Regions from separate parts of the Mus musculus genome. Here region 1 is linked to region 2. A link is a loop called in an ENCODE intact Hi-C map of the cell type or tissue named here. Cell type or tissue: left cerebral cortex. All regions are shown on one strand. Each heading gives the region's core, and the rest is flanking DNA. Links, peaks and the distances in the headings are about the cores only.

Evidence for each region. Peaks named below come from ENCODE experiments on the same cell type or tissue, not always from the same donor. Only the 100,000 strongest peaks of a DNase experiment are listed, where the experiment ranks them.
Region 1: a loop joins it to region 2, with 4 times the contacts of the local background. A loop is called at or near these places in 6 of 42 quality-filtered maps.

The regions. Positions count from the first base shown.
Region 1 is chr12:116,638,745-116,655,253 of GRCm38, reverse strand. The region is part of intron 2 of Ptprn2 (protein tyrosine phosphatase, receptor type, N polypeptide 2); the gene reads right to left. Among named protein-coding and RNA genes, the nearest start is that of Gm31336, 110 kb to the left of the region's middle. In left cerebral cortex, for the core only: CTCF peaks have their summits at 6,284 and 6,495 (motif pointing left); a DNase peak (open chromatin) is centred at 6,485.
Region 2 is chr12:117,018,438-117,034,946 of GRCm38, reverse strand. Ptprn2 (protein tyrosine phosphatase, receptor type, N polypeptide 2) reads right to left here. Exons shown (of 23, transcript NM_011215.2): 12 at 12,079-12,143. Among named protein-coding and RNA genes, the nearest start is that of Gm10421, 120 kb to the left of the region's middle. In left cerebral cortex, for the core only: a CTCF peak has its summit at 8,976 (motif pointing right); DNase peaks (open chromatin) are centred at 8,127 and 9,817; H3K27ac peaks cover 773 bases.

The sequences.
Region 1 (16,509 bases), core at 5,265-7,764, 380 kb after region 2:
AGTCCCCACAGTCCTGCCTACTCCCAGAACATGTAAAATCACCACGATGGCTTCACTTGACAGGTAAAGGCTGAGCAGAAAATAACCTTGGGCTGTTCTCCCAGTGACAAGCAATGCCACTCCATCTGCTAATGTCCAAAGCCCAGCTTTGAAAGAGAAGATTTGTGCAAACCAAGATAAAGAATGGAAAGCAAAAACAAGAATCACCCACAGGGAGGACCTGGAGGGTTCTCGGCATCAGAAGAGACACCTTGGACAGCAGCAGTAGTCACAGGGCCCTGTGGTCTTGGAGGACCTAAGGTTCTCTACGGGAGAACAAGAGCAGGAAGGGCAGAGGTACAGTTTTAGACATTTGTCTTTGCAGAGTAGAGTACCCTGAAGGCATATCAGTGGAGAAAGGCATCTTTAAAACAGGTGGAAGGAACTGAAGGAGGAGAATAAAAGGGACAGGGTCATGGAAAGGACAGTGGCTCCCAGTGTCTGACAGGAAGCCCAGCAGATGCCCAGAAAAGGACATAAGAAGCTGGGGACCGCTTATGTAAATTCACTGCAGCTCAGACAGGGCCACTGGGTTCTCTTGCAGTCTCCTGCCCATTGGTCCAGATTGTCAATGTATTCACCAGGGTTCTCTAGAGGAACCTACAGAATGAGTGTGTGTGTGTGTGTGTGTGTGAGAGAGAGAGAGAGAGGGGGGGGGGAGAGAGAGAGAGAGAGAGAGAGAGAGAGAGAGAGAGAGAGAGAGGGAGAGAGAGAGAGAGAGTTTACAGGCTGTGGCCCAGCCAGTCCAACAATGTATGTTTACCAATGGAAAGCCCAAGAATACAGAAGTTGTTCAGTCTATGAGGCTGGATGTCCCAGCTGATCTTCAGTATACACCGGAGTAACGAAGAAGTAAACTCTAACGCCAGAGAAGGAATGGTCTTGCTGGGGAGGGTGGGGGCAATAGGCAAAGAACAAAAAGCTTCCATCTTCCATGTTCTTAAATAGGATGCCAGCAAAAGGCCTGGCCCAGGTTAAAGGTGGATCTTCCACGTCGAAAGATGAAAGGTGGGCTTTCCCACTTCAACATCACTTAATGAAGAAAATAATCGCTCACAAGTATACCAAGCTTGGGTTTTAGTTAATTCCAGATGTAGTTACCCTAACAATCAAGAATGTTGTCATCATAGTGGGTAAGATTAGATTTTTGAGAAGAGGATCCATGTCCAAAACAGCAGGGGAGGAGCTGAAAAACTAAATGTGAAAAGGAGAGGACCAGGAAAGTCCAGAATCTGAGAAGAACAATGACACAGGTTTGCAGGGCTCTGTGAGCAGAAAGCTGCAGGACAAGGCACACCTGTACTGACTCCAAGGCTGCTGCAGGATGGGGTCCCTGCCACTAGGAGGAGCACATCTCAGGGTCATGCTAAAGAGGTTGGGTTAGGAATGTAACCTCTATGCACAGGTTCACCTATATCCTAAATGGTAAACTCACTCAAAACTGCAACCCTAGGCTAAGAGAGGCTCCTACTTCTACTGTCACGCCTGACTGAAATTCCCACACTCTCAGTAGAGTAGCTTTGCATTAGGAAAATCAAAATGGCCCCCTAGAATGCAAGCCCCATGGAGATAAGTTCTAGGTTATGTGCACTACTATGCACTCAACGTTTTCTATGGGGTACTCAATATTTGTTGGGTAATTTTAAGCCCTTCCCCCAAATGCCATACATTACACCTACGTCTTCTGATGCAGCTAACCTCTGACCTTGCACAAGGCTACCAAATTGACTCCAATAAAGAGAGGGCTCATGAATGGGAGAGAGGGGTCTACTGATGTCTCACTTCTTCTGCATCCTGATGAAGATGAACATAATTCAGAGAATGCACTGAGGTACCCTAGTAGCCATGACCAGCAGAGCAATACATCTCTGGAATAAGGCTGCCCAAAGTGAAGGATAGGCTTAGCAAAGAAGGATAGTACCACACAGTGGCCATGTGGACACTCCCTGCTTTGCCCCACTGTAAACACACCAAAGGATCACTGTGAGGCAGGGCAGAAGGAAAGAACATCTTCCCAGGCCTCTCATGGCAATACAGTGGTGGAAGAGTAAGTGGCATGTTACAATCAAGAAAGAAGAAAACCAAGAGATGAGCTCAGAGGGCATCAGACAGGTCTGAATAGCAGACAACTGGCCACACTTGAGATCAGACCTAACTAACAGCAAACTGAGAGATGCCCTGCTAAGGTCAGGGCCATAGGATTCATGTGTGCTATTCCCTTCGTGGACTCCATGCAGAGAAACAGATGCATCTTTGACACCAGGAGAAAGCAGTGAACTCCCCCATTACACTCCACATACAGCATGTCCACTCATGCTGGGGAAGAGGGCTCGCACATTGGGCCCCCACTACTCATGCCTTTCTCCTGACTTTTTACCATTCAGATATCTCAGCCAGGGTCGCAAGTCTGTGGGTCATCATAGCATGGTGCAGTTGATTCGCCCATCAGGATTCTGGCTTAGGGAAGTACACAGGTTCCTGAGGCAGCTACCTCTTGTCCATCTTCTTCATCACACCATTGGCTGAGCCAAGTTGAGCTAGAAATGGCTCACCAGAGTACCAGCTTCACTCATAACCCACCAGAGTCACAGTGCCTGGGGCTTATACACTGCATACCTGGAGGCTCTCAAGATCTGATTGAGCTGTCCTTTGGCTTTAGACACAATTAGTTGCCATTCACACAGGGAAATCCAGAAGGAGCCCAGTGAGGTTGATCAGTGCATGAACCCATACGAATGCTTGCAGGTGGGCAGGTGGAGACTGACTACAGTCAGGATAAGTACAGAGACAAGGAAGCAGTTTTAGTTCCACCAGTAAGAGTTCTTTTCTCACAGACGTCATGAGCCTTTTGGTCTGGTTGGTCCATGAACGGTGTCCTTTGAGCCTTTGCCAGCAGCTTTGAAGCCCAGATGAATTTAGCTACGATACCACAAGCTTGATCTCTACTATCAAGAAGCCAGATGTTGGTTTGTAGTGTGGTGTGTGTTTGTGTGTGTGTGTGTGTGTGTGTGTGTGTGTGTGCATGTGCATACACATGTTTGGGGTGCATGTTCATGTGGAAGCCAGAAGTCAATGTAGAGCATCTTTCTATGTCTTTCCCCACCATATTTTTTGAGACAGGGTCTTTCATTGAACCAGGAGCTCACTAATTTGAGACCAGCTGGCCAGCAAGCTCCCAGCCTCCACCACAAGCCCTGGAGTTACAATGTAGATCTCCATGCCCAGCTTTTCCATGGGTTCTGAGGATCCAAACTCGGATCCTCACACAGCAAGCACTTTTCCCACTGAATCATTGCGTTTGTGTGTTGATGATTTTGTCAACTTGACACAAGCTAAAGTCATGTGAGAGAAGTGAACTTCAGTTGAGAAAGTGTCAACATGAAATTGAGCTATAAAGCATTTTCTTAATTAATAATTGATGTGGGAGGGCCTAGCCCATTGTGGATGGTGCCTCCCCTGGACTGGTGGTTCTGGGTTCTATAAGAAAGCAGGCAGAGCAAGCCATGAAGAGCAAGCCAATAAATAGCACCCCTCCATGGCCTCTGCATTAGCTCCTGCCTCCAGGTTCCTGCCTTGCTTGAGTTCCTGTCCTGATTTCTTTTTATGAAGAACAGCAATATGGAGGAATAAGGTGAGTAAGCCCTTTCCTTCCCAAGATGCTTTGGCCATAGTGTTTCATCATAGCAATAGAAACCCTAACTAAGATTAAATACCATGATGGCTTCAATGAAATCATTAGGGATCAATTGTCATGGAACTGTGTGGGAATCCGGTATTTTTCATTAATGTGGCACCCAAATCAGAAGGGGACATTTGAGCTGAAGTCTACTGTAAACCTCCTGGCACAGACTTAGAAGACCCTCATGCCACTGTCTCTTGTGGAGAAGGTCATCAATGACAAGCCAGGACATTCATTGGCTAGAGACCCTAAGCCATATGGACCATGGGGCTGCCTCACCATGGCCTTGGCTCTCCATTGACATATACCTATGGCACCTCTCATATCAAAGTCCATGCTGGTCTCCAGGCTCCTACAGTCCTCATTCACAAGTAGATATTACACCTTTCAAATTCCACACTAGCATTCTGGTCCCTATCACACCCATCTCCTCTACCCTAAACTCCTAGGCCTGATCCAGTTCTTGAGCTTCTCTCTACTCAGCTACTCCTTATTGCCCCAAAACCTACTACTCTCTACTCTTCTCTCTGGCTACTCTCTGCTATCTCAGCATATCTACTGTTCCTGATATTCTCCCAAGCCCTGGCTGTGCCCAGGCTGTTTTGGCTTTGTTTGTTTGTTTGTTTTTGGGGTTTTGGGTTTTGGGTTTTTTATTTTGTTTTGGTTTTCTCTCTGCTCTGGACTCTTCAAGATGCCTCTAGAGATTTTGCTCTCTCTTGTGTGTACAACAAAAACATTCCCTCAAGGGAGCAACCACCACATTCTTTTCTTTACTGTGTCCCCTTCAAATATACTCTTCAGTAAAACTACTCTCTGGAAATGTCCAGGGAAGTACGTCTTCTGAGTGGTTCTAAATCCTGCCAAACTGTTAATGAAGATTAACCAACCATCCCAGCCCCATATTGTACAGTCTGCACCAAGCTGCTCTCTGAGTAAGCTGTTAGGTCCCCACCACTCATCATTGGTCCATAGTGGGAGAGTCATGATCTCAGATAGAGTATATACAACATAGCATCATTCACTGAGTACTGTTATGGTAGTGGAGTTGGTCTGCCTCCTATTTAGAGTCCCTGAGGTGGTTTGGATTGCACGCCCCGGGCCTGTCCCTCTCTAAGCAGACTAAAGCCATCTTTAATCACCCAGCCACCTGGGCCTGCTTGCAGCCGATTTTCACCTTGAGATGTCCTCTGGAAAGCCGATGAAGGATCTCAGCAGCTAGTCTGGCCGTCATGGCAGTTTCCTAAATAATCCAACACATCACAATGCAGATCTTTTCATTAACCCAGAGGGCTCTGAGCTCATAGGGATTATTCTCTTTTCAGTCCCAGGCGCTGAAGATGTGTGCTACACCCTCCTCCTTGCTGACTTCACTGGTGCACATAAGAAGCCTGCAGAATCTCCCTTAAGCCTATCAGTGGTCTCAACCTATTAAGGTCAGAGTTGTTCTCCTATCTTCGATGATTTAGCCAAAATAACTGAAGTCACTTAAAAATAATCAGGCAACCTCTTCCAGGGCCTTTGAGGCCTTTGGGGTCTTTGGGGCCTTTGGGGATAGTGTCTTGGGCTGCTATGTAGTCGTACATTATAGGCCTTGGGGGCAGTGCAGGACTTGGGGGCTAAGGGGTCAGACACCTAGAATAGCTACAAATTCTTCCTGTACTGCTTTATATGTGGCATGTGGAGTCAGGAACACCCTAGCCAACGGGCTTCTCCAATACAAGATTAAATCAATCAATCAATCAATCAATCAATCAGGGGTCAGAGAGATGGCTCAGTGGGCAAAAATACTTGCTACACAAACTTGACAACCTGAACTCGATCCTCAGAACCCATGGTAGGAGGAAAGACCAACTTCTGAAAGCTGTCCTTGTATCTACTCCAAGTGTGTGTGTGTGTGTGTGTGTGTGTGTGTGTGTGTGTGTGTGTGTGTGTGTCTCCCTCTCTCTCTCTCTCTCTCTCTCTCTCTCTCTCTCTCTCTCTCTCCCTCTCCATCTCTCTCTCTCTCTCTCTCTCTCTCACACACACACACACACACACACACACACACAAGAGATATAACAGCACATAGTAGTCTCATTCCTACAAAGAGTACAACCTGAGCCCTTTTATAAAGATCAGCTTTGCCCAATATGATTTGGAGTACCTAGCCAAGCATGGTTTGGTTTTCTATTGCATCCTAGAGTTAGATCATAAGGAACCAGTTCAAGCTCCATAGACTATGTACCACAGCCTGCAGGAACATAGCTTCTGACTATTATACAGGTGATGCATATTTGTGATTTTGGTAAATCTGCCTGCCAACACCTTTGGAGTTAATATGTGGTACTGTGTAGTGGATACACCCGACCCTGTAGTGTCTAATTTCACACAGTGAAGCATAACACATAGCAGGCCACACCTGGCTATCCCAGTGAACTAGCATGATGTCATCAAGTCCTTCCAGCTTCAAGACATCAACAGATCGGAAGGTAGTCCCACGGCAGCACCATGCTACCACAACCAGCATACCTGCCAAGATACTGTGTGCTGTCTAGTCTTTGTGGGATTCACCTCCAGCTTTATTCCCCACACACTGGATTGGTTGGCTGGTAGGGGGCACTGTGGAGTAAAACAAAAGTCTCTTTTGTTTCCCTGATGCCTTGGGCAATGACGCTAACCAGGATCAGTCAGGCTGGGGCTTCAGCAGCCCTCAATATCAGATGCATTTATTTATGTTGGCTGCTTGCTTGATCTCATTTCATCCCACATGGTCTCTTACTCATGGTGCTTGTGCCCCCTGCTGGGAGACTTAGGTAGAAACACTAGGCACCATTTAGCCAAGTACCAGAGCAGACACTGGGGACTTCTTTGAGGAACAGTAGTTCAATGTAGTCACATCACCTCTATCCTAGGGACTTCACCATCCCCCAGAACTTGGTGTGTTCCCCCTACTGCCTCCAGTATCCATTTACCCAAGAGTCCTAGATCCATGTCACAGGTCTCCAGATCCTATATCTCTAAGATTCCCAGATGCATACCCTAAACTAACAACCTCAGCAATGCAGGCCCCTCTGCCTGATAGGCCCCTCTGCAATGGCTCAAGTGGCCACAAAGGATGCCTGGGTTAAAGGAAACTCTGTGAACCATAGCTTAGTCCAGACCTTACCTATTCAGGTCACTGAGGCCACTGAATGCAGCTGCTCTGTGCCTAGGCTCTATAGAAATTTCTGTCTCAATGTCATACCTAACAGGGACACAGCATACAGCTATGAGGACATGGTCACTGCTCCTAACTGGCAAGTAACACACACACACACACACACACACACACACACACACACACCTTTGCCACTGGGCAGAAGGATCTGCCTGCTGTGTTATGGGGTGGCTTGCAGGTACATGGGAAGACTTAGACTCGTGAGACTTGGGAATACCTTTCCAACAGTAAAGCAGCATACCCTACACTAAGATCATAAATAATAGTCTCAAAGAGAACCCCCACATCTGAGACTTGTGGTGTGTTTCATGGAGAGAAGGGAAGCTTACCCTGGAACACACTAGGGTCCTGTCATACGCCCATGCTTGTGAGTAAGCCCAATGAACTCATCAGTTACTTCAGGTGGGAACTGGGAGGGGTGGGGCTTCAGTGGAACTGAGCTTTGGTTTGTCCTTGTGACCATAGAAGAGGAATGCTGCCTAGTGACCTCTAGGTCCCCAAGGAGAAAATTCTCCCGGACAACTCTTCCCCAGCCAGGTGGACACAGATTTAGAGCAGCCTTCGAGGGTCTCTTCATCCAGTCACACTCCTGGGTAGCTACTTATCTACTCGTAGTGCCAACAACTATCCAAAATTTGTGTCCTGCTCTGCTTATTCACACACCTTTGGAACCCCCCAACCCCTGCTCACAAAGCAGCCACACAGTTGCAGAACAGATGCAGAAAAAGGGAGCCTGGTTTGAGACTTTAGTTCTAGAATTATACCATGGCTTGGGTTTTTGGGTTTTTTTTGTTTGTTTTTGTTTTGTTCTGTCTTTTTTTCTTTTTCTTTTTTTCTGCAGACAGTCATCAGATGGGAGCCTGAGACCAGAGGCAAATGACTCTACTTCCCTCAGCTACAAGATGGGAGTAAATATCGTTCACATAGGACAGTGTCTAGTCTGCAAAGGGCCCTGATAGAGAGAATGCTTGGCCTCTGGCTGGGGCAATGATGAGCTGGAGGTCTTCAGACTATATGCAAAGGCCCCCAGGAACACCAACAAGATAGGAAATTGTCCTGTGGGCAAAGATAAATTTGGTCTTCAAAGTCCTGGGCCCTAAGCCATGCAGATGGCATCATAGCCTAGTCTGCAATCCTCCCTGCATCTTCTAAAATATGAAGCTGCAGAATTAGACATCTGGAGAACTGCCACCAGTTCACTTGGGGACCACACAGTGAAAATCAGTGTCTCCCATCATATAAGCCATTGGAGTTCCTGCAGAGCTTCAGCTCTGTGCAAATTCCCTTGGGGCAAGAAGCAAACCTCACCTGGACCCAGCTGATAGAGCCACCACCTGCTCTGCCACCTTTGTCAGAGAAGTCTGTTTGCTCAGCTATACTGACATCTGGTGGCTATCAGGGCTGGATAAAAATACCTTCATGCCAGGCACAGAAAACCTAAAGACATAAAGACACACACCCTGCATGTCTGTGGGACTGAATGCAAAATCAACCCAAGGTAGTATGATATGTCTTCTAATCTCAATAAACCAAAAGAAAAAGGCACAACTGCCTCTTCCTGGGCAGATCACAAAGGGCAGGTTAGCAGAGCTGACCCAGAGTGGAATCTTAAGTCAAGTTTGAAGACAAGGGCAAGAAGAGTTGCCGTGCATCTTTCTTTCTCACCAAGGGAAACATAGACGTGGAGGATACTGACATTAGTGTCCCCTCACCAGAATTAGATGCTAAATATGAGTTCCTGAAAGTTGACGTTTATTACTGAGTGTCACCAAATCAAATTAATAAAATGAGTCATTCGATGAGCACAGGGAAATTCCAAATGATCAGGAAAGAGAGTGCACAGATTGGGGTTCCTCTGTCTGCAACCCTCTTTAAATCCATGACTCTCTTTGTAACTTGGCTACAGCAACAACTCAGCCTCAAGAAAAGAAAAGGAGAGTGGGTATTGGCATGTCATTTAGGCTCCGCCCCACAGTTACCTGTCAAAAGCCAGGTAAGCCTGACTCACTATAAAAGAGGCTGCTTGTCCCCTCCTCACTCTCTTGCTCTCTTCTCTTCTCTTCTCTTCTCTTGCTCCCTTACCCTCCTCTCTGTCTCTTCCCATTCCCCTCTTCCCTCTCTATATGCTCATGGCCTCTCTCTCTGTCTCTCTCTCTCTCTCTCTCTCTCTCTCTCTCTCTCTACTACCCCCTCAAGTCCCCTCCCTATGCCCTAAATAAACTCTATTCTATACTATACCTTCATGTGGCTGGTACCTCAGGGGGAAGGGATGCCTCAGAATGGGCCTGCAGAAGCACCCCCTCCCATCATACCGTGCCTGCACCAAACATCTCCCTGGCTCTTCTCTTTCTTTTTATAAAACACAACAGTGGGTCCAATAGGTCAATTGGACAATGCAGTGGGAAGCATCTCTCCCAGGAACTCTGTGCTTGCAGAGTAACTTTGTGTTTGTCTCTTCTATCACAACACCATTTGAAACACTGTTACTGTGAACATTATTTTTAAAGAAACAATATTAATTGTCATACCATGAGACCATTCTGGAAATCACTTTTCTTCTACTTAATAAAAAGGCCTACAAAGACCATAACCCTAAACCAGTCTCCACACATGATCTCAGAGCTCTTGTATGGTGTCAAAGGGGGACTTATAGAAGACAAAGATCCTATGGATCTACCTGCAGGTGGAAGTGCCACCTGCTAGGCTCAGGGCTGCCAAACTATACCTAAAAAAGATAGGAGCTGGAGATGGATGGCTGAGCCCTTGTTAGGACAATGAATTACCAAGGAGAGAAGAGGGGAGAAGGAGAGGAGATCCAGGCAGGCTTTTCTGAAGCCTTCACACACTTCTCCATACTGTAAAGGTATAGTACAGAGTCTACACTGTAAACAGTAGAAACCTGCAGGTGCCTTATGTTGAGCAAATGGCAATGTATGAGACATGAGCTTGCCCTCTGCAGAGAGCCAGGGCGGGCTGAGGACCTCCATAGTGTCTCTAAGTGATGACCTGGCTGATTATCATCCCTCTGACACTCCAGGAGGAAAGAGCAGCCCTCACAGAACATATAGAGTCCAGCAAATACTGAAGGTTCTGGTAAATATTTTAAGGGTAGAAGAAGGTGGTTTTTAAGAAATTTGATATCACCTCTCTAAAAACAGTTTGGTTTTTCAAAAAGGGAAAAACTGGTGTCTTCCTAAGCTGGCTTTATGCACTTGCTTTCCAAAGTTTGGGGGAACCGGTCCTAGTGCCTACTTCTGAGTCCATGCAGCTCAGCTGTTCCAGGGAGCCCTGAGGCCATGTGCCTTTAATGCCTTTCTCCCCTCTTCCTAGCGTGGCTACCTGTAGCTAACTATTGAGAACTTTCTTCTCTATACTTTGAAATGGGTTCATGTAGACTTGGCTGGCTACAACTTTCTAAGTGACATAGAATGGCCTGCAGTATCCTGATATGCTGCCTTCACCTCCAGAGTGCTAGGATTACAGGCATGTGCCACCACAATTACAGGCATGTGCCACCACAACAGTTTTACGTGGTAAGAAGCATCCAACCAGAGCTTTGTGCATGCTAGCCAAGAACTCTACCAGCTGAACCACATTCCTATGCCTGGAGAGGACTTTTTGTCACTAAAGAATAAGTATGTCCCAGATGAACACACTCATGTTTTCCTTTGTTGAGAGTAAGTTAAGGATCTTCATCAGTTTTCCTTTTTGAATTTGCTTGCCTGAGAGTAAGAGTCACCTTCACTCATGTAACACTGACTGCGCAGGTCCAAGTGGACCAGGCAAGCAGCAGCAGTGTGGGCTGAGCTTTGTGTCTGCAAGTAGAACCCATAGTGGCAAGCTTATGTCCTTCTAGACCCACGGACCAAGAGCTGTTGTGGGTTGACGTAGATTCAGGGGCCAGGTGCTATCATGGGTTAAAAGCTCTAAAAAGGCCACAAACATTAAAGCTGTGGCTACCTCTGAATGTCACCCTCAAATAACCCCTGTGCTAGTGGCAAGTTGCCTATGCTGACTGGTGTGTTGACTGTTAGTGGATTTTCATACATTCAGTCAGGGGACACTCATTCTTTAAAAAAATACATAAAATAAAGAATTTCTTGCACCAGCCCAGTGCCTGCTGAGAGTCACCTTTAAATGGTTACACGCCTGAGAATACTCCGAATCTGAGTTGGGGCTATATAGCAGCCACCTCCATGGCACAGCTACTTCTCCAGCCTCTGAGGGATAGGACAGAGGTGTCAAGCAACCAAGTCTTCCAAGGCACCTGACCAACTTTAGCCAAAGCACTCACCAATCATGACCAGGCAGAGCATCAACAGCCTGACCATGTCACCAGCAATCAATAGCCTGACCATATCACCAGCAATCAATAGCCTGACCATATCACCAGCAATCAATAGCCTGACCATATCACCAGCAATCAATAGCCTGACCATATCACCAGCAATCAATAGCCTGACCATATCACCAGCAATCAATAGCCTGACCATGTCACCAGCAATCAATAGCCTGACCATGTCACCAGCAATCAATAGCCTGACCATATCACCAGCAATCAATAGCCTGACCATATCACCAGCAATCAATGGCTGCTGGGGCTGAAAGGCACATTGCTGGTTCCTTCAGACCCTAAAAGGCCATCAGGTGAGCCAGCAGCCAATTCTGTCTCCTCCTAGTCTGAGTTTTTACTGGGAAACAGGGACCTCAGATGCCAGCTGGTCTACCACCACATCTGGTAGAAGCATCACATTATCCTCCCCATGCTGCCTACTTCAGGTGAGAACTCTCTTCAGAGGTCAGGCTACCCCATGATTTCAAGGGCTGACTGTTCAGGTGATGGGGCTTGATCAGATTCACGATATGGTCCTGAGGACATCATGGAACCCTTTCAGGCTCCTCCCCTGTAAACTCAGCACAGCAGATATATCTTATCCATGGGGTCACACACTAAGGTCATGTGCATACTGACTTGGAGACAAGGACCTGGCTCCACGTGACTGTCACATTACCTTCCTTACCTCATAAGAGTAGACCTTCATTTTAACATGATTGAGGATCTATAGGAAAATCCACAGTGAAGATGCCAAGTATGAACCAAAGTTGTGTTCAGAATGTAAAGCAATCCTTTGTCTCCTTTGTAATGAGTTGGGGGCAAGAGGATACCAGAAGAAGAATCACACAAAGTGATTCTGTTTAGTTTCTAGAGTATGTTCAAACTTACTCTACGGTTAACTTGACATATACATCCAAACACAGGATAAGTAAACGAATTGCATATTTAAGCAAATAGAACACAGGGACCTAACACTGGATCTAATAAGAAGACTCATCCACCGAGTTGGGAAGTCACTCATACCCACCCTGGATCTGGATCTGTAGCTCACAGGTAGATGAGACTTGTCCCTGGACCTTTCCTGCTAGAGCCCAGTAGGGCTCATACCTCTCCCAGAAATCACACAGGTTGTCAAAAAGTGCCTGTATCACACCTTTCCCCCTGTTTTCCTAAAGAAGGCCCAGGGAAAGGGCCTCTGTGGTTTGAGATATATCCTCAGTTCAGATCCACAAGTCTCTGAACTTGAATCATCCGAAGCAAGAAGGCGCCACACAGCTGTGCCGCTCAGAACACCTGGACGTGGTAGTCTTAACTCAGCGCTTTCCACCCTGGGCTTCCTCCAAATACTCAGGCTAGGCCTTCCCAGGGGACACCTAAGTTGGGCCACACGGAGGTGATACAGCAAAGTCTGAGCAACTCAGAATACCAAGTTCAGGCAAACGGAGGAGAGTCAGACAGAGAAACTCAGAGAATCAGAGGGCAGCCTGAAGCAGAACACACAAGCAGCCACTTGGTACCAACTTCATCCACACCCTGGCATGCAGTGAGCTGACAGGACATGAGAAAGGATTGCCATCATGCCAAGCCACACAAAGCCACGCGCTTAAGGCAAAGGGGCCAGCAGCGGGGAGTGTTCACCTTTAGGCTGGAGTGCTGCACTGCCAGAGTAGTTAACAATCACTATCCACTCCTCTATAAGGAGAGAAAATAACCTTAAAATAGAATCTCTGTGCATCCCCCTGACCAAATTTCACTCCAGTAATTGCATCTGTGAGAAAGAGAATTGCAAAAGAAGTTAGCGCTCTCTGGGCTCAGCTGTAAGTAATACATCAGAATCGCCCGCTGAGAATTCCCATTAAGCAGAAGCTGCTAGCAGCACACAGAGTGCCAGCCTGAGGCAGCCCCCATTTTTATGGCCACAGAGCCCACACCCAGGCCCTAAATCCAGCCTAATTGTGTGCCTCGTGCTGCCCTCTTGCCAAGCCCATATCAATGTGGCCTGCTCTTTGGGCTCCCACTTAACAGCAGAGGTGTGTGAAAAGGGGAGGGGCCGCTCAGCACACTTCCATCCACCCCAAATCCATCACACTAATTGAATGGAGCAAGCTGTTGGAAGGGAAACGTTATTAGACTCCCACGTGAGAGGAGGGAGAAGGGAATCTCCACTAGGTTGGAAGCACAGGGTGGAATTAATGGGCCTGTTCCTGAGGCAACTCTATTTAACAGGGGTTGAGCAGCGCAGCTCAACACAACTCCTTCCCCTCTCTCTCCATGACCATGCACTGTACCTCAGCTTCTGGCTTCCAAGTTCATATCCTCCCTATTTCCCCACCCAACCACCAAGAAAAACATTGATGTCTGTGCAACCTGATCAGGGAAACAGGTGGGACCTCTGACTGGAAGAGACGCACGAGCACAGAGCAGGTTGCTCCAGGAAGCCCTTCCTCTAGCTGGCTTGCACAGGCGTGGGCAGGAGCAGGGACCACACCTGCTGGCCCCTGAGTTCCACCACAATGGCCTTCAACCCCAGCACATAAGAAGGTGACCTCGGACCTTGGAAGACAGGTGCTATCAATGTTTCTAAAGGCTCCCCGGGTCAATTTAGGAGTATGGGGCAGGTTTAGAACGAGGGCCTCTTCCGGAGATAGAAATTACACATCACAATCCAAACCTGTAAGGATTTCTGAGGACATTTCCCCAGCACCATGATTCAATATCCTACACATGAAGAGGGGAAACCCTCAGGGAAGGTATATTTGTTTTCCACCTTTGTTCCTTTTAGGTTCAGATGAAACTCTTGTTCCCCAAACTCCAAAGCTCAACCGGGACTACAGGAAGCTATCTGACTGTGAGATAAGAGCCAGCATTTCTTCGGAACTTCTGAAGCTGGTTCCCACCCACCTCTGGCAGAGGGACAAATGGCTACCTGTGGTGCCTATTAGCATATCAAACTCCTGCTGGCCTCCAGGCTCCCCCATGATCTCAAATACCTGTTACCCATTTCAAACTCTATTCTAACATCCTAGCCCTTCTCACCTCTCCTCTGCTAAACTTCCTCCAGCTCCGGGCATCCCTCCTGTTTCCGCCTCTCCCCACCCCATCTTTCTCCCCACTCCCCTCTCTTTCCTCTCCCCAGCCCTTGCGCTCTCTCTAACATTCTGCTCCCGCGTCTCTATGTATCCTCTATGCCCTGTGTTCTCAGCAGTCCAGTCTGCTGGCCAGGTCTGACCCACTTCATTTTCTTTCTGCTCCAGACTCTCCCTAGATGCCTTTTGCTCATATCTACAACAAAGACTTTCTCCTGAATAAAACCACGGAAGCATGTCTATACGTCTAGCTAACACATCCTGAACTCTGGAAGGAGCACAAATGGACCCCTGTCCAGGGAGCTCAGCCTCTCCTAACCAACCAAGATGCTGACATGTTTCTCCTGGCTTCTGCCACCTACCATATTTAACTCCAAGTTTTAGAGTCCACCTCTTCAACAGCTTCTTTTCTCCAGTTGTTTTCTCCTGGTACTTAGGGTAGGTGTCAACTCAGAGTTGCCTGCTCTGTAGGCTCCTGGAGCCTACTACTGCTACAGAAGTCATGGCATTGCATTAGGGAGTTTCTCTTGCGCTCCTGGGAACCCACCACTTGGACAGGGACACTTTTCATCTGTGAGTTGGGACACTTCTCTCAGAGCAGTCTCTGGGTCACTTAGGGATGCCTCCCGCTGAAATTCTTTACTGGGACACTCTCTCTGCTCCATCCTCGCTCTCCCTCCCCACATGTTCCCAGCTTGCTCCTGGAGTTCCTTCTGTCATGTTTTCCTGCTTGCTCTATTGCTCCAGTCTCTAACAATGGACTCTTCCCATCAGTATACTCAGCTGCTCTCTCCTTACACTCAGAGATCCCATTAAACCTCACTGTCTTGCTGCAAATGGTTTGGCCTGGGTGCAGCACAATGAGCAATGATGGCGCACAAGATGTTCATATTTTTACAGACTGGAACTACTTCTATCACAGTCCAAATGATTCCAAAATCTCTTATCTCTAAATGTTACTCTCCAGTCTCAAAAGATCACGAATCTCTAATAATAAAAATCTCTAATCTTTGTCCCCCTGCTTTTCTTATCTCTGGTCCTTCTGTACTTTGCTGTCTCTAGTGTTCCCATCTGATCACTGGATTGAATCTCACAGAGCTTCAAGTATCTTAGGGATGGAAAATATTTGGAGAATGTTTTAGCCAAGTGTTGGTGGTGCTGTGCATCTATCAGGGTCCCCAATGACTACCAGGAGTCTAAATCCAAATGCAAAAGCAAAGAGCCTTTATTCAAACTTAAGGTCAGACCCTCACTCTCCTCAGATCCATGCTGAAAGCCCGGAACTTCAATTAGGCAGGGTTTTTATACTAGTTAGAGCAGGGAACAGGTCTCCAGAAGTGGCCTTATTTGACAAGGGGTATCTTGGCCCTTGGAGATAGATCCCTGATGACTTCAGCTAGCTTGAGCAGTTTATCTATAACCTCTGGAATTTTAGGCATTTTCCTTCTATTTCCTTTTAGGCTCTGGCCCAGGGCAGTTCTTTCCTGAAATTGCTTGTAGTATTTCTATGAACCAGAGTTCAAACCAGGGACATGCAGGCTCAAAATGGAGTCAGTCAGTCAGCTTTCAAATTAGAGTTTCTCCAGTCACTTGTGCTCCTCAGTGGTGCATGCCTATAATTCCAGCACTTGGGAGGCAGAGGCAGGTGAATCTCTGTGAATTCAAATCTCTCTGAGTTCAAATTCAGCCTGGTCTACAGAGTGATTTCAAATTCAAGCTGGTCTACCAAGTAGTTTCAAGTCCAACATGGTCTACAAAGTTAGTTCCAGGACACCCAGGGTTACATAGAGAAACCCTGATTCAGAGAGAGGGAGAAGAGAGGAGGGGAGAGGAAGAGGAAGAGGGAGAGGGAGAGGGAGAGGGAGAGGGAGAGGGAGAGGGAGAGGGAGAGGGAGAGGGAGAGGGAGAGGGAGAGGGAGAGAAGAGAAGAGAAGAGAAGGAAGAATAGAGGAGGAGGGAAGAGGAGGGAAGGGGATAGAAGAGGGGAGGGGAGGAGGGGAGAGGGGGGGGAGGAGGGAAGGGAGGGGAGGGGAGGGGAGAGGAGGGGAGGGGAAGGGAAGAGAAAGGTTTTATGCTATAAAAAAATCTGGCTCTGGAGTTGACTTATGGCCCTCTCTCTCTCTAGACCCAAGCATGCTTGTTTATAAGTTTTCTCCAAAGCCTCTGTCCTGGG
Region 2 (16,509 bases), core at 8,025-10,524:
CTTTAGCTAAGTTCTGGAATGCTTGAGTTTGTCACAAATCAGTCCTCTCATAGGCAAATGTGAGTGGATATTAGCACCTGTTTGGCCTCAGTTGTTGAAAAGCTCCCCTTGTAGGCAAAGAACACAAATAGACATTTTTTTTTCTAGAAGGAATGCACAGTGCCTGGCAGGTAGGCCCGGAGGAGTGAGCATCAGTTTCAGCCACAGACTCCTCTGGATGACCAGTCATGCGAGACGGTCAAGGACAGGGTAGAGAGATGAATGCTCTGAGGTAGCATGGACTGCTTCCCACTTCTGGGACTAGAGGAGTTTTCTGGGAAGGAAGATAAAGGACAGGAGTCTGGGGCTAGTGACAATGTGCCATGGAGGGATTGTGCCCTGGATGGGTGCTGGGAGCCAATGAAGTCTAAGAAGAGTAGAGGCTAGACTGAAAGTGCCAGAGTTACCCAAGAACAAGAAGGTGAACTTTGAGAAGAATGTCCTTTGCCTTGGTGGACCTTGGTAGCCCTCACCCAACACTGAACATGCTACAGGACATGGTGCTATGGTGGTTAAAAAAAATCTCAGGTGTGTATATCAAGAGCTTGGCTTTTCTCATGGCTCCTCAGGTCTCCTCTCAGTATGTCTACCCTTCATCCACAGAGGGACAAATACCTCTGGACCCAACATCAGAGTCAGCAGCTCAGTGGACAGTAGTTTCAAGTGAGCTGGAAGGAGACCTTGGCTCCAGATGCCAGGAGCACATGTTACAAAGGTTGATGGGAGACCTTTCTGGTTCTCCAGCCAACCTTCCTTAGGTCCAAAAAAGCTGTGAGAGGAGATTCAGTATATAGGCCAACATCTGACTCTAGAAACTACATCCTCAAACACTTCTCCAAAACAGCCCAGATGTCCCATGGTTGGCTCCATCTGGCCCAGGGGTGGGGAGAGCAGCTGCCCCATGGTTAGCTCTACTTCCATGGGGATGGGGAGACCAGTGGAATGAAACATGGGATAGTAAGTTAGGAAAGGATTTCTGCAATATGTACTTATATCCACAGCCTGACCTCTATCAAAGTTACAGTGGCCTATTGAATCCTGGTCAATGTCACTAGAGGACAAATGTGACAGAGACTGCCTCCTGTGGTTCTGTGATTGATGCCCTAGCATCTTACACTGGGATCTTAGCCAGGGCTCAGTCCTCCTAGGAATTTGTCAGTAAGTTAAGGGAGGCCAGGTCCTGGCTCCCAATGGTTATTCTCAGGGGCTTGTGGTCCAGGGAGACTTGAATGCAGGGGATGTTTGTAGTGATGTGTCTGTTCATGGCAGAAGGGCTATGACTCCTGCTGGGACCACAAGGATCAGTGTGGTTTCTGTGCAGCCTTGTTTCCTAGATGGGTATTTGTTTATATGTTTCTTTTCAAATACCTGGGAAGAGCATAGCTTCAAGCAAATATCATCAGCTCACGCATGTGCCCTATACATAGGCACTTGTGCACACAGGCACACATGTGTCCTACACATAGACACTCATGAACACATGCACACATGTGTCCTACACAGACACTCATGAACACATGCACACATGTGTCCTACACATGGGCACTCATGCACACATGCACACATGTGTCCTACACATGGGCACTTATGCACACATGCACACATGTGTCCTACACATGGGCACTCATGCACACATGCACACATGCACACATATGTCCTACACATGGGCACTCACATGCACACATGCACACATGTGTCCTACACATGGGCACTTATGCACACATGAGCATATGCACGCAGGGCTACATCCAGCAGCCACCATCTTTCCTCTTCAAAATCATACATATTTCATAAAGCTTCATGCAGAGTGTGTGTCTTCTGATTTATGGTAATTGTCAACAAAAGCAAAAACATGGACAATTTTAACCCTGCAATAGCTAGGAGTTAGCTGGCATGAAATTACACTGTTGTTTTTCTTTTCCTTTACAGTGGGGAGGAGGCTCCAAAAGACTCCATCAGATGAACCTCTGGGGGCTCGCATGCAGAGAGGGTATTGTCACCCTAATTGTGGTTCAGTGTATGCACCAGGGCTGGATCCATACAGGATATCGCCTGGGCAGCCCATGGGCTAAGGCTGGAGGACTTTGACTAAAACTGATTTCCATATCAAACCCAATTTAGATGAAACGTCTTGGTTGAAAAAAAAAATAACAGTGCATCAATAGCCCCTTGATTAGATTTTCATCTCTCAAGCAGACAAATATGAATATTTATTACCATGAATGCAGATTTTTCTCTTTCTATTGCTCTGATCTTGAATATTATCCATTACTAATTTTTATGAAAATTTGGGCAACATAATGTTTTCACATAAACTGACAGTTCTTGAGATAACCCCTGGTATTGTCTGGTTGAAAGTGACAGCTTCCGCTCATTCATGTGTTAACGAGGGATTAAATATTGTTTTTCACTCCCATAATCTAAGATGGACTGGAAATTAAAAATTGAACATTGTATATTAGCAGGGCTTTGAGGACCAGAATTTGTTTGCATTCACTTAGGGAAGATCTGGAAATTAGCAGCTTAATAATGTTGCTGCAGAACGTGGCCTCATAAGCACTGCTGACATTTTTCAAGTAAATTCATTACTCTACCTGCAACACCCAAATGAAAAGGCCTCCAATAAACTGAAAGGAACAGACAACCGTTGCTCCAAAAAGTAAAATCTCAACACAATTTGTAGAGCCTTTATGTCTCTACCAGGGCAAGCTGACTGCTTCAGGTGCGAGAGGCAGGGATACTGTCACATGTCTCCACTAAAGGTTGACCAAGGAGGGACCTATTCACGTAGTCCTACCTGTCCCTGCTCATGGAAGGTACTCTTTACAGCAATACAATGTCACTAGGAGCCACACCTCACCTGGTGGCATTGTGATACAGCTTTTCTCTTACTGTTACCGATTCATGGCTATGAAGTAGTAGATAAAAGACAGTACTAGGTTACCAGTGACCGTGGCCAGTATGATGACTGAATTATGTTCCTCCAAAACCTGCTTGTGAATCTCTGACGGGAAAGCATCTCAGAGTGTAGCTGTATTTTGTAGAGAAGGTCTTCTAGAGGGCATTATGGTAAAATGGGGTGAGCTCTTAAAAGAAGGGATTAGGACTCTTATAAAGTGATTGCCATTAGAGGACATGGGGACAATGTCATCTATGAGCAAGGAGAGAGGCCTCAGGGAACTTATAGGAACCTCTGTATGTACCTCAATATTAGATTTCAGCCTCTAGACTTAGGCAAGGGTGAGTATCTGCTGCTTAGGCCACCTTCTAGATACAGGGCTGAAACTGTCACCACTTATACCTGTCTTTGGTAAGAATGAGAAAGATACTAAAATACTTTACTCACAGACTTCTAATAGTTTAAAGTAAATCACAGAAACACATAATTTCAATTAATTATCATTTAAAAATGTTATCGGCTTATAAAGAATTGGGATTTATTTTGGCATCGTCAAATAGAATTTCTGTTGTTTCTCCCCTGCTCCCTATTTCTCACCCTCCCTCTTCTCTCCCCTTCCCATTCTTATAACTTTCTTTATATTTCATCTTATTTTTTCATATGTACTCTGATGGTGGAGCTTTAAAATGTTTAGAGTCAATGGGACAGATGGTTAGGTCTGTAACAGGTATATGTTTGTTAGAGAATGACATGTTGGAGAAATGAGACACAACTTGAGTTTAGAGCCACTTAAGAAACTTAAGCATACCACATTCACATGGGAGAAATGTTCAGCTGTAGGCCAACCAGCCACTGACACTGTCATTTCTAGACAGGACTGGGGCATCTCTGACTCCTGCGTACTATGGGTTGATTAATATCTTTTCAAAAAAAAAATGCTCTAACCCTTCTACCTAAACTTGTGTGGAAGCAGGACTTTGGCAGGTGTAATCATATTACAATAAAGTCATATAGGGTAGGCTATACCCTAAATCCAACATAGAGTTTTCTTAATAAGAAAGGATACAGATACACAGATACCCACATTGCAATGTAGGGAGGCAGAGCTTGTGGATATGCATCCACAAGCTAAGGAGTGCTATATTAATTACTTTTCTCATAGCTTTTACAAAATGCCCAATGTAAACAACATAAAGAGAGAGGAGCTTCCTTAGGCTCATGGTTTCTAGAAGGTCAAGTCATGGTCACAGGCTCGCCTGGAGTAAGGCTGACCATCCAAGGCTGCTCTTCACTTAATGAATTACAGGAAAGAGCCAGTTACCCCTATTTCCTTCTTCCAGGACCGACCTTCCACAGTTCCAGCTCTTCTCAATACTCCATTCAGATTTGACTTTATCAGTGGATTGATCAATCATCCACGGATTAGGTCACAGCCCTCATAATCTAAGCCCCCCTGGAAATACCCTCAAGAGCATGCTGAGAGATGTGCCTTACAAATCTCGTAGGAGTCTTTCAGTCTAGTCAATGTGGATATCAAGGTTAAGCATTACAAGGGGATCATTAGAGTGCAAATTACCCAAAGTGGGTTTTCCCTAAATATGTCAGAGCAAGATGGGCCCCTCTACACTGAAATTCTAGTTTCTAAGACTGCGGGAGTAGCTTTCTGCTGAGCAACTTCACCTAGGTTGTGGTATTCTGCTTAGCATCGCTGGGACCCTGATACTCAGAAAACAGTACTGTGTTTCTGGGAGACAGGTCAAATTGACCTTCAGTTGTAGGAGACCCTGGAAATGGGTAAGCAGAGCCAGCCATGACCGAACAGATGGAGCAGGAGAGCAATTTGCAGGAACACATGGAATATCACGGTTTACTAATAAGTTCCTATCTTCTGTAATTAAGAGGGTAGAGTCTGCTGGAATGAGAGTCCAGGAGGCTGACATGAGTGGCTACATTGGGCCCCTGGGTGTCCTAGTAAAAGCAGTGTAGAGGGACAGGTCGTGCTGTAGTGTGAGGCTTTCTTGTCTTTATTTTCTAATCACAAAGGCAAGCAGGGACTTTTTCTATGCCATGGAGACTGTGCTCCTCTTGGTAGGCCACATGAGCTAGGCGAGAACTGATGTGTGTTTATGGTTATTGAAGTGTCTGGCTTTGCTAGGGGCAGAAGTAACAATGACATGCTAGGCCAAGGTCCTCGATGACTTCTGTGTTCAGTGGCCTTTCAGTGACACCTGCTGACAAGGAGCATAAGTATAGCAGTTGCGGTGGAGTGTTTAGGTAGGCACACACCTATCTGTCTGTTGGAGAGCACTTGCCAGTTTACAGGTGGACCCTCAAGCGGGCATACTCCCATATGTTATAGGGCAAGATGGTCTCTTTACCAGAGTGCAGCAGGTAGGTGATATGAGCAGGGTGTGAGTGGGTGATGCAGGTCAGCTTGTGTGCCTTTGGCTAGAAGCACCACAGGAGGCTTTCTGAACAGACTGAGTGCTTGCCACCTCTCCAGACCTCAGCTTGTTAAATGAAAATCACCTTCTGCTCCCAAGCTCATAGGCTCCATGGTCTCACAGGAGCCAGGAGCCATCCTGCCCATGAAGACACTAGCCAGGGTGGTTCCTCTGCTTCTCAAGGTGAGAAAGGCAAACATTGTCAACCCTGGGCCAGGTAGCCAGTAAGTCATGTCACTGCAGTTGAAATATACATTATGCAATTTTTTTTTTCAAAAAAGCATATGAAATTGTTAGGAAAGAGAGAAGAGCGGGTAGCCACCGTCTGATGCAACTTACTTCATTTTACGTGACTATTTACTTTGATATTGAATAAAAATTGAATTTGTTACTATGGCAACTGCTACATCATATAGTTGCTCTCTGCCTCCGAATCACAGGGGAGCATGAAAGGCCCATGTGAGCTTGGTGCTCTCGGCGGTGGTTCAGGAGAGAAAGGTATTCACTGTAAGTTCATATTTGTGCAAACGGCAAGTACAGTGGGACGAATGTTGGTGCAGTTTTCTTTGCCGTGTAGAGCAGTGGAGGCGGGAGGTGAAGAGCTGTTAGCCTCAGGTTTGTGAAGTCAGAGCTGAATATCTGCTCCCTGAGCCCAGGAATGGACAGGCTGCTGGGAACCTCAACTTCTGTCTAGTCTGCTTACCACTCATGAGGGCTGTGAAGGAGCTGAACACGGAAAAGCGAGATGGGGCCCCAGATATTTAATGCAATTTCATGCAGATTTTCCTTTTCAAACACAAATTAGGAGTCCTGACAAGTCAACAGTCTTTTCTCAGGCCTGTGCACTTTTGCATTTAAGAGGGAAAAAAAATCCGCTTCCTTTGTCAAGAAATGCAGATTAGAATAAAATGAGGTGAATGTGCATGGAATGCCAATGAGGGTCCTGCAGAAGAGAAACAAGAGCACCCTATTCCCTATCCCAAGGGCAGTGTGTGTCCCCAAGGAGTCAGGACATGGCTCCTTCCCTGTCCCCACTGGGAACCCCCAGTGGGGAACAGAAGGGGCTTCTGGTGTCCTGGGGAATGCCTGTGGAACCTGTGGTTTCCCCAGGTTCTCAGAGGGCCTGTGACGCCTAGGGCACAGCACTCTACACTGTGATCATAGCAAGCTTGTTCCCAGATGATCCATGGGCTAACGGGGGTGAGGGAGTGTGCATGAGGCAAGCACACATTCTCATTTCTCTGCAGGGCCTCCTGGCATATGTGATCAGACATGGCAACAAGAACATCTGGAACCCAGACCCCGGCGACCTTCACTCGAATGCCTGCCACATCTGTATTTGCCACTCCACTCACACCTCACCCCCTTCTTATACATGCTTGGACACACGTTGGTTGCTCCCGTGGCTCTTCTGAATACCTACAGGCAGGCTGAGCTACCCATGGTAGAGACGATGGCCACCCAAGGAAAAGCAGCGATTCTATTGCCCAGAAATGACACCTGCACGTTTGGCTTACAGAGTCAAAACAAAATGAACCAAAGGAGCAAGAAGGGCATGGTGGGACTGTTACCACAGTGGCATCGCTGACAGCAGCACAGGACATTGCCGAATCACTGTCACTCAGCCACACCACATTCCATGTGGGAACCACAGCACATACTTCCCAGGGACCATTACTCGAATAGTCACAGGATATAAGTAGCAAGGAGGACTAGGTGAAGGTGATGGACACTAGATTGGAGCCTGGAACCCAGCAAGGCTGGACCACTGTCTCATACATACCCAAGACCCCAGGCTTGCAGAATCCCCTCCTATTTACAGGTTCACTGACAATGCTGATCTCCTCCATGCAACCAGCTGTGTGAAGGGTTTCCCTGAGCTCCTCCCACATCAGGGTGCACAAGCACCCACTTCACCACAGGCCTGTCCTGCCTCTGCCGATGACTCCCAGTGCTTATCATCCTTGACATTTATCTACGTGCAACCTTCACCGAAGGTCAGGGGTGGTTTTCATCGCGTACTGTGCTCTGCCTAGGAACAACACACCCTGTGGGGTGGACACAGATACATGATGGCCAAGGACACCAGTGTCACAGTCTATCAGAGTCAGTGGAGACCCAGGTGACTTTACCATCTCCAGGGCTGCCTGCTCACGTTGGTGTGGATGTGTTGTCACTTAGTACAGTTGTATGCCATCTTTATGTAGATGGTACAGTGTGATACTACTGACTCAGGGCTGCTGCACACACTCCACATAGTAAAAATCTCCTGTTTTTACTGACGCCCTACAATTATATTCATGGATCCAAGGGGAAACCTGCTAGGTGAGTGTTATGTAGGGATTCTCTAGTCCAGTTTGCGGCATCTTGAATCTCTAATGATTTCAAAGGAATAGGCCAAAAGATACTGAAGAACAAACTTACAACCTCCAACCTCACCACAGGATGCCTGGCCTGTGAGCAGCAAAGTGTCTGCATGTGTATGTATTGCTGCCTTAAAGGCACCAATGTGTCTGCACATGTATATATGGTTGTTTTAAAGTCAGCAATATATATACATGCAGCCACCTTACAGGCAGAGTTCTTTCTTTTAGTGATTTCAAGGAAATCACAGAATTCTCCTGATTTATTGCACTACAATCATCACCTTCCTCCAGTTTTATATTTTAAGACTCCCCCTCCTTTCTTCCAACTCTTTCTTCTTTCATAAAGCTTTTTATTCCTCTCATTTCTCTGCTTGGCGAGTGGACTCCTTACATAAATGCTGCAAGTTCAAACTCTAAATCAAAAGATCAGGCTTTATGTTTTTGGCACAGAGGGCCCCGCCGCACAATGGCTCTCCCATTTGATTTGGCCCAAATATTATTTCAGGACCCAAGCTCCTCTTAGCCATCTAGAGCCACTGGACTGGACATGTTTGTTTACTTATTCATTTATTGCATGTGTGAATGTGCATGCATGGACACATGCCACGATACATATATGGAGGTTTGAGGACAGCCTGTGGGAGACAGCTGCCTATCCCACCATGTAGGACCCAGGGACTAAATTCAGATTATCAAGTTTGACAGCAACTGGCTTTATCCACTGAGCCTTCTCAATAGCCCTGGGCTGGGATTTTTGATGAAAGAGGCTTAAAGCTACAACACTTCCATCAACAGAGTATGGTAAGGTGGGATTTGGAGAAAATGAGGCTGCTTCCCCATATCACTTCCTCACACCTCGTGCTTTTTCTTTGCAACCATGGATCCCCTACACAGGGTCTCAGCCAGGGTGTGCTTTAGGAGAGCCCCAGTAGTTTGTGGGGCAGAAGCACCCCAAGAACTCTTGGGGTTTCCAATGGACATGGAAGATGGACTTATTTGAAAGCATACAGTCCCTTCCTTTGAACAAAATTCTTCCTTAAGCTCTGAGTAGCAGGAGCATCAGAGGCACAGGGATGGTTACAGGGGTTTGGATGTCTGTGAAGAACAGTTATTGAGCTTGCACAGGCAAACCTCCTTGACTCTTAGAAGAGGTCTGGAAACTTTTTGGAGAGGTTCCTGAGAACCCACATCTGGTCTCAGCCACTCCACTGAGTGGGAAGCCTCTCTCCAGCAGGAGGAGCTCAGTTCCACCAGAGTAGCTCTTGCCCCTTCCCCCACAAGCACTGCTCTTGGACTCCTCCCTGCTGTGGTCTTTAAGGCCACCATGGTGATGCTGGGCCAGATAGTCTGTTCTGTCTGCCTTCAAGGTTGGGCAGATAAGCTTCAAGGCTGTTTATGGCTAGCATCAGAACTAGAAGCAGCCCCACTCCATAATGAGGGGGACCCATGCCTGGTGGAAAACTTTCTAGGCTGGTTTCTCAGCACATTCTGAGCTTTTCTTCAGGGCTATTATAATTGTCCTCTGGAGGAAACACAGCTTCATTAATGTGACTAAAATGTGAAAAGTTTTCAAGGTGTCAGAAATTAGATTTCGAAATACATCAAAATACCACCCATCTATTCGGGATGCGTGTGTGCACCACAATCTCCTCATTTCCTGTAAATTTTGTTTTGAGATATTTCTATTTGGCTTAAAAGGTTCTAATTCTGCTATCTGTCATCACACGTGTGAATTACAAGTGCCTGGAGCAGATCTGTAAATGCTGCTAGATTTCTAGCAATCACACTCTGCTTTACATTCCAGAGTCAGGAATCAAAAGAATTCGAAATACGCTAAAAGAAAAAAAAAAAAAAAAAGAAAGAAAGAAAAGAAAGAAAAAAATTCATCAAGACCAGGCTTACTGGATGAGAGAGTTAAAATTAGGAAAAAGATATGATTAGGTTTCTAAAAATTTTCTCAGCTTGAATCCTTTCCTCCCATTTTGCTACTGTAAATGTTCTCTGCCTGTCAGAGCAGCTTCCAGCCTAGAGCTGGCAAGGGATATGCCAAGGAAACATGTGGAGAGCTGGGCTCAAGGCCACGGCAGTGATACCAGCCAACGCTAAAGGTTCAAGAGGCACCAGCTTTCAAAGTGGCTGCTGGTTGAAGCAAGGGATTATAAAATAGATATTTGGGATAAGGGGCTATCTCCAGGAAGCACCGTGGCAGCAGGCTGAGCTCTTCTGAGGGCTGCTGGCTTGAATCTCAGGAGCAAAGGTGACTAGCATGGCAGAACGGTGAGGCTGAGGTCAATGGGGAGTCTCCTCCTGCTAACTCTGTCCAGACATTTTATATCTGCTATCGAAGAAAACCTGCACAAGCTCTTCCAAGGTAGACTGACCTATGCTACAGTAGAGGATACAGAACCATGAGGTAGACTGTTTACCATGAGGTAGACTGAGGTAGAGACACTAACTACCTGTAGAGCAGCATAGAACATGGAGCCACAAGGTAAGAAGAAAGACTACTCTAAAGGCATCACTGCAGAATGGAAACAGATATTTATGGTGAACACACAGGCAACCAGAGAGAAAGCCTAGATTCCTTGGTAGAAGGAAAGTGCTGGAGGCCAGAGCCTGTAAGGTGGGGTCATAAGGAGGATGAGAACACAGCTTTCCAACCTCTCCACCCCAGAACAAGCAGCTGTGTTCTGAACAGGCCACTGCAGAGCCAATCCTCAGGCTCAGGGTAGGGTATGAGAGTGTGGGTCTTATGAAAGAAGCCAAGAAAAGCTTGGAAAATGCTTGAGAACCAGGTCTATCTTAAGCAATGGGGTTGGCCCACTGTGCATCCTGACTGCCCTGGAGCAGCCGGAGGCCACACTGCAATAAGGGATGAGGTATTCAGCAACCAAACGCATGAATCACACCGTGGCCTCCCGTGTGAAGTGGGGTCTTATGCACCTGCTGCCTGTTCCTGAGTGGCTTACACACTCAACTCACGGTGTCTACATTTTCTGAAACTGGGCCATACCAATGAGTGCTGCCTGAATGTGGGTTGCTCTCAATGGCTGGATGCCACCATTTCTCCCCAAAGAAGAAACTGAACTGGAAATAGCCCCCAGCACATAAACTTGTCCTCAGCTAGAGGCAGGCAGTAACATCTAAGTGCCCACTGTCCAGTCTCCACACCACACTGTTCTCTCTGACATGGCCACTGTCCCTCATTTAGATATAGGAGATCTGAAGCCCCAAGACATTTGGCTTCTTCCTTCCTTCCACTTCACTGGCTGTTAAAGAAACAGTAAATAATCAGAGTGTCTTCAGCTGTCACCTGCTCTGCTCATCCAGCATAGCCTCAAGAACACACAGAGAAGAGTGACATTTGTCAGGCTCTTAGAATGTCCTTTGAGAAGTTTCTATCAGTTATAGACTCTCTCACTCTGCTGTCAATAACTAAGGCGCCCCCAGGCACTCAAGCCCTCTTAAGAGCTTCCAGGAAGTCCAGGTCTCTGAGAACAGCCACCAATTAAACAGCTACTGGCTCCAGAAGCCAAAGACCTGGTTGCAGAATCAGAGCCTCTGCAAAGCAGCTTTGAGTCTCTAAGTGGTTCCGTAAGGACAAGCCAATGTATATAGCGGGGAACACTTACAAACAAGCACTCCTTAATACTTAATTAACTTTAATGGCAAGTGCTGTGAAATCTGAATTTCAGACACAAGAGCATAGATTGGCTTTGGTCCACGCTGACTTGTGAGTGGCTACATGCAGCTCCCAGGAGGAACCTCAGTCACTGTTACATGTGCACTTCATTACACTGTCAGTTGGCCAAGAGAGCAGCCACCAGCAGGCACAGAGAAGACATAGTGTCTGGTTGCAGCGAGGCAATGGCTGGACACCAAAGAGTCTGACAGCATCAAGTCACTTCAAGGACAGATTCATAGCTCTGCACCTTTGTTTAAACACACATGTCTAAGTAACAAAGACACCAAATTCCCAAGGAAAGAGTGATTTCCAGGAACTAACTCATTTTCAATAATTTAAGTCCTATACATCATCATCTTTCCTGGAGTTTCCTGTTTGGTTTGTGATAGATTTTTCTTGGGGAGATACAAAACTATGATTTCAAAGGCATAACATAAGTAGTCACATTTGCCTACACCATTAGTCAGCATCTATAAACACTGGGAGGACCGATCTCCTACCAGCTGAGCCAACAAGACGCTACGTGGATTAGCCACACAATGAGCCAAACCTATGCTCTTGAATTTCACCAGCCAGCCAGCACTGAGACACCTGGTGGGCGTGAGGGCATCCATCTCTTATAAGGATACTCCTCAACCTACTCACCGGCCTGATTCCACTTTGAAGGATTGTCAGTCCAGTTGCCTTCTCCAGCTGGTCTTTGTTGTCAGCTGTGAGAAGAAAAAGAAAAATCAAAAGAACGTCAGCATAGAGAAGGGTGGGATATCGGAGAGTGTTCTCTACTGATGAATTCTCTCAAACAACTGTTTGAGCCGTCTGACTTCATGGAGATGCTATGTTGAGCAACAGGGGGGACATGGACATGGAGAACCCCATGTCCCACTCAGTATCTGGTCTGCCTCAGCAAAGCACCTCTCTATACTTTCTACGCCATCTTAGAAGGCATGCCATGCTAGGCAATCTCTGGTCCTTGAGGATTTGATGGGAAATTGTATGTAAACACACTCTGCAAACTTGAAGTTCTTATTTTAAAATGGTGTAATGTTACATGTATGTCTATGCATATACCCATTGGGAAATAATGTTTTGTTACTAGCACCCCATGCACTTGGAAAAAGCTGCCTGTCTGTTTACATCACAGGATCCAGGCCTTACTTCACTCCCTTTTAATCCACGTCCCCATCAGAAACATCAAAACATGATAGTTTTGTTTCAATAAAAGCCCACCTTTATCTGCTCCCGACTTCACATGAGGAAGACTTTCAGAGAACAAATTCTATTTGATATGATGCCAGGAGGAATGAGCTCGGGGAAACAATTAGCAGATGTAAATGAAGTCTTAGCCGTTGCAATGCCAGGGCAGCAGACACAGCTGCCCCCGCTTCCCAGAGAGGAAGTATGTCACGAGGCAATTGACCCTGGCTTATGATTTAGTAGAAATATTCTTTTGGATAAATCTCCTGTCATTTTGGAAATAAAAACCAGAAGAAAAGAAAACCTAGAATTTTACTGAAAGACCCATGAATGGAGAGAGCACTGCAATTGCTGTTAATACAGAATGAGATAACAAGAAAGGATCAGCTGTGATTACCTGCATGGATCTTGGCTAATGGAATTATGTCTTTGAGAGATGTACAAACAATATCCCATTATAGCCTACCTGCCTTCTCTACCTCTAGGGACTGTCTTATAGAAAAAAAATTCTCCCTTTAACAAATGGACATTCGTTTTTACACGTAGGCAATCCTGGCTGTGCAGAAAGAGTGAGGTGGACATAAAGAAATCCAGGGTAGGGATGGGGAACTTTAGGATCCCTTCAGGTGGTGGCATGATGTGGGGCAAGTGACCACACAGGTTTAAAACTTGGATGGCAAGAGCCTGTTCCTTGAGGTATAAAATGATGGGTTTGCAAATCTCTTGTAATGCCTGGTGGCTATGTGGAGTGGGTTAACAGCAACTCTAAGTAGGCTGACCAAGGACCTAAAGATGGAATTCGTAAACACTCCAGTTCTTGCTAGAGAACAAAGATTTCAGAGTTAGAGATTATATAGAAAGCAGTCAGCCAATACATGACTAAGCTGAATAATCTAGCCCAGGGCCAGCCAGATCTTCCTAGAAGGCAGGTGATTATCTTAGGCCTGGTGGACAGTGTCTCTGTGGCTCCATAGTGTCGCCTTGGCATGGAAAAGTGTCACAGAGCTATCTGGGTGGCTGCTTGAGGGAAAGTTTAGTTACAGAAGCAGCCCAGGCTGAGGAAGCAATTCTTCCTTCTGGAGGGAGCTAGCTGAAAGGCCACCCCAGGATGCCCTGCCTGTAAGGCTGCAAGAAGTGAACCACCATCACCTCTGAGGCCTGGAAACATTGTCCTGGAAAACCACAGATAAATGCTCTAGGTGTGAAAGTACATCGGGAATTCAATTTGGCCAATCTGGAAATTTCTGTTTGCTGTATATGCAAGCATGGCTTTTGATAAATAAGCCTGAACAAATTCAGTCAACAATATGAGCAACCACAAGCAATTACAAAGCATCTGTTACGGCTTGATTGGCCGAGTGGCCTCTCAGGCTCTCAGCCACTACTGTTCGGCAAACCACTTTCAGTGCATGACCACATGTGCTTAGACCCTACAGGGGAGAGCTGCACAGCTCATCCATGGCTTTTCAGGGCAGAGACCCTGCTTTGCCATTCAGAGCTTGGTACCTTTCTAACTACCTGACCAGCACACAGTTGTGCTTTAGGCATGCTTCCTGCCCCTCTGGCCTTTATGAGTACAGTCTGGCCAGTTCAGGGCCATAGACAGGTGGGTGAGATGTCATTTGACTTGGCAGTCTGCTCATGAAAGCGCAGGTGAAGTTTTAGAAGTACAGAGCCAGGCTGGGATGTAGTCCAGTTGGTAGAGGGCAGAGAGCTCTAAGTGGAGCCAACAGGATCAGTTGTTACATAGCGAGCTTGAAAAAAGCCTGGACTACCTGCCCAAAGAAGAAGGAGGAGAAGAAGAGGAGGAAGAGGTAGAGGAGGAAGAGGAGGAGGAAGAGCAAGAAGAACAAGAAGAACAAGAAGAGCAAGAAGAGCAAGAAGAAGAGGAAGATGAGGAGGAAGAGGAGGAAGAGGAGGAGAAGGGAGGAAGGAAAGAAGGACCTCCTGGTCGATTCTCAAACTAACAGCAGGTATGTGCTGTAATCTAAATGATGAAGTAAATAAACAACAGTAAAGCATCCTCTGAACACTTGTTTCAGCCGAGCTCCAAGGCAGGCTCTGTTCACAGTTTCCCTTGCTAAACCCTTGAAGCCACCCAGACTATAGGCTCCCTTCTCTACTCCACAAACAGGACAGAGGATTCTCAGCAAGTGTACTACTGGGGAAAGGGACTGTATTTCTGAGCTCTGGGTCACAAGCCACTGTCATCTATAGCTTCTGTCCTTAGGGTCTGTGACAATCTATAAAGAGGAACACCCTCACTGGCCTACCAGAGCATTGATTTATAGAGCGTAGCCATTCTCAAAACCTGGGAGTCTGAGACTTGCTCTGACAGTCTGGGAAGACAGTCCATTCTAAAGATCTGCTATTCAGACCTGAAAGAAGGAGTCACTCATCAAAATTTCGAGAAAGCGAAGAGCAGTTGAACAGTTGTTAAACCCTGGACCAGCTAGCTGTCAAGCTATGTGGAGGGGAGGCTTCTGGTGGAAGGAGTAGAGTATTAGGTAGACCAAGTAGAGGGGATAGGGCCACTAGGTAGAGGGGTAGAGAACCAGGTAGAATGGGTGGGGCTCCAGTAGGAGCCATTGATACTCCAGATAGAAGGTTCTGGGAAACCTTTCATGATGAAACAGGGTGTTTTGTTTTTCATAAGTGCCTTGAGGTCTCCTGAGAAGGAGGTTTTGACCTACTCAGCACACAGACAGTTCAAAGCCTTTATGAGATGGGATATCTTTGAATAACGACACAGCTTTCTGTCCCACAAGACCATCTGAGCAGTCTGTGGAATCCCATGTATACTGCTATCTTGGTTCTCACATCTGAACTCTGTTTACCACTGATCAGTGGCCCAGCTGTACTGGAATAGGTTGGTCTGCTTGGTCACCAGTCAGGGCCTCTGGTGCTTCCTGATGGCACTGTCTTCATGCTCAGGATACAGGGTTTATTTAGATTTCTCTCTCATACTTGGCATCTCTGGAAGAGCCTCCCCACCCTTCTACCAACATCTTGCCACTTTATGTCTTAAAAGTCTCAGGTAAGATTATTCCCAAGATACTTGCCCTAAACTATGGAGTCAGTCACATTCATGTTTGGTAAATAGTCCCCTATCCAGACTCCACCCACCATGGCTCAGCTCTCAGTATAGAGAGGATCTATAACTTCTAAGAAATTTTAAAAAAGAAAAAAGGCCTATTTTCAAATTTACCTTGAGCCAGTATAGTTCAGCTACAGTTGAACAGAAAACACTGGTCCCCTGTTCATCTCTGTTGGTCTAGCTCCCTATACCCAAGTAAAAGTTAGAGTAGAAAATTACTAACAGGCGAGTTTTCCTGGAGACCTGCAGAGATGACACTCTCATAGTCCTGATAAGCTTTAAAACAATTAAAACATATAGAGATGAACCTACATATGGTCTATTAAGAAATAGAGAAATGTTAAGCATCAGAAGGTAAAGTAAGTCCTAGATGATGTGTAAGGCTGAGCCTTCCTGATAACTCAGCCAAAGAAGAAAGGGAGGACGGGAACTGGGTTCTCTGTGTTCAGCCACAGTGCCCACCATTCTGGGCTCCTGTCTGGCTCTGCAAAGTCATAAAACAAAACAGTCTTGCTTTCTACTCTGAGTCTTCAGTGCCTTTATTATGAAGTGAGGGTCCAAGCTTCTCATACCTAGCATCTAAGTTAGGGAACCCTGAGCATCAGTCTGTAGTCCCTAACATGTGGCTCAGCCTACAATGCTTCACTCTCCTCAGGGTTTGCTCTGTGAATGGCTGTGAGAATTATGTAGGGAGACAGTGGATAACCATCTTCCTTCCTAGGAGAGGTCACACGTGTTTCCCAGTCTATATGCAGCTGGGGAAGAACGCCTGTATTTGGTCAATT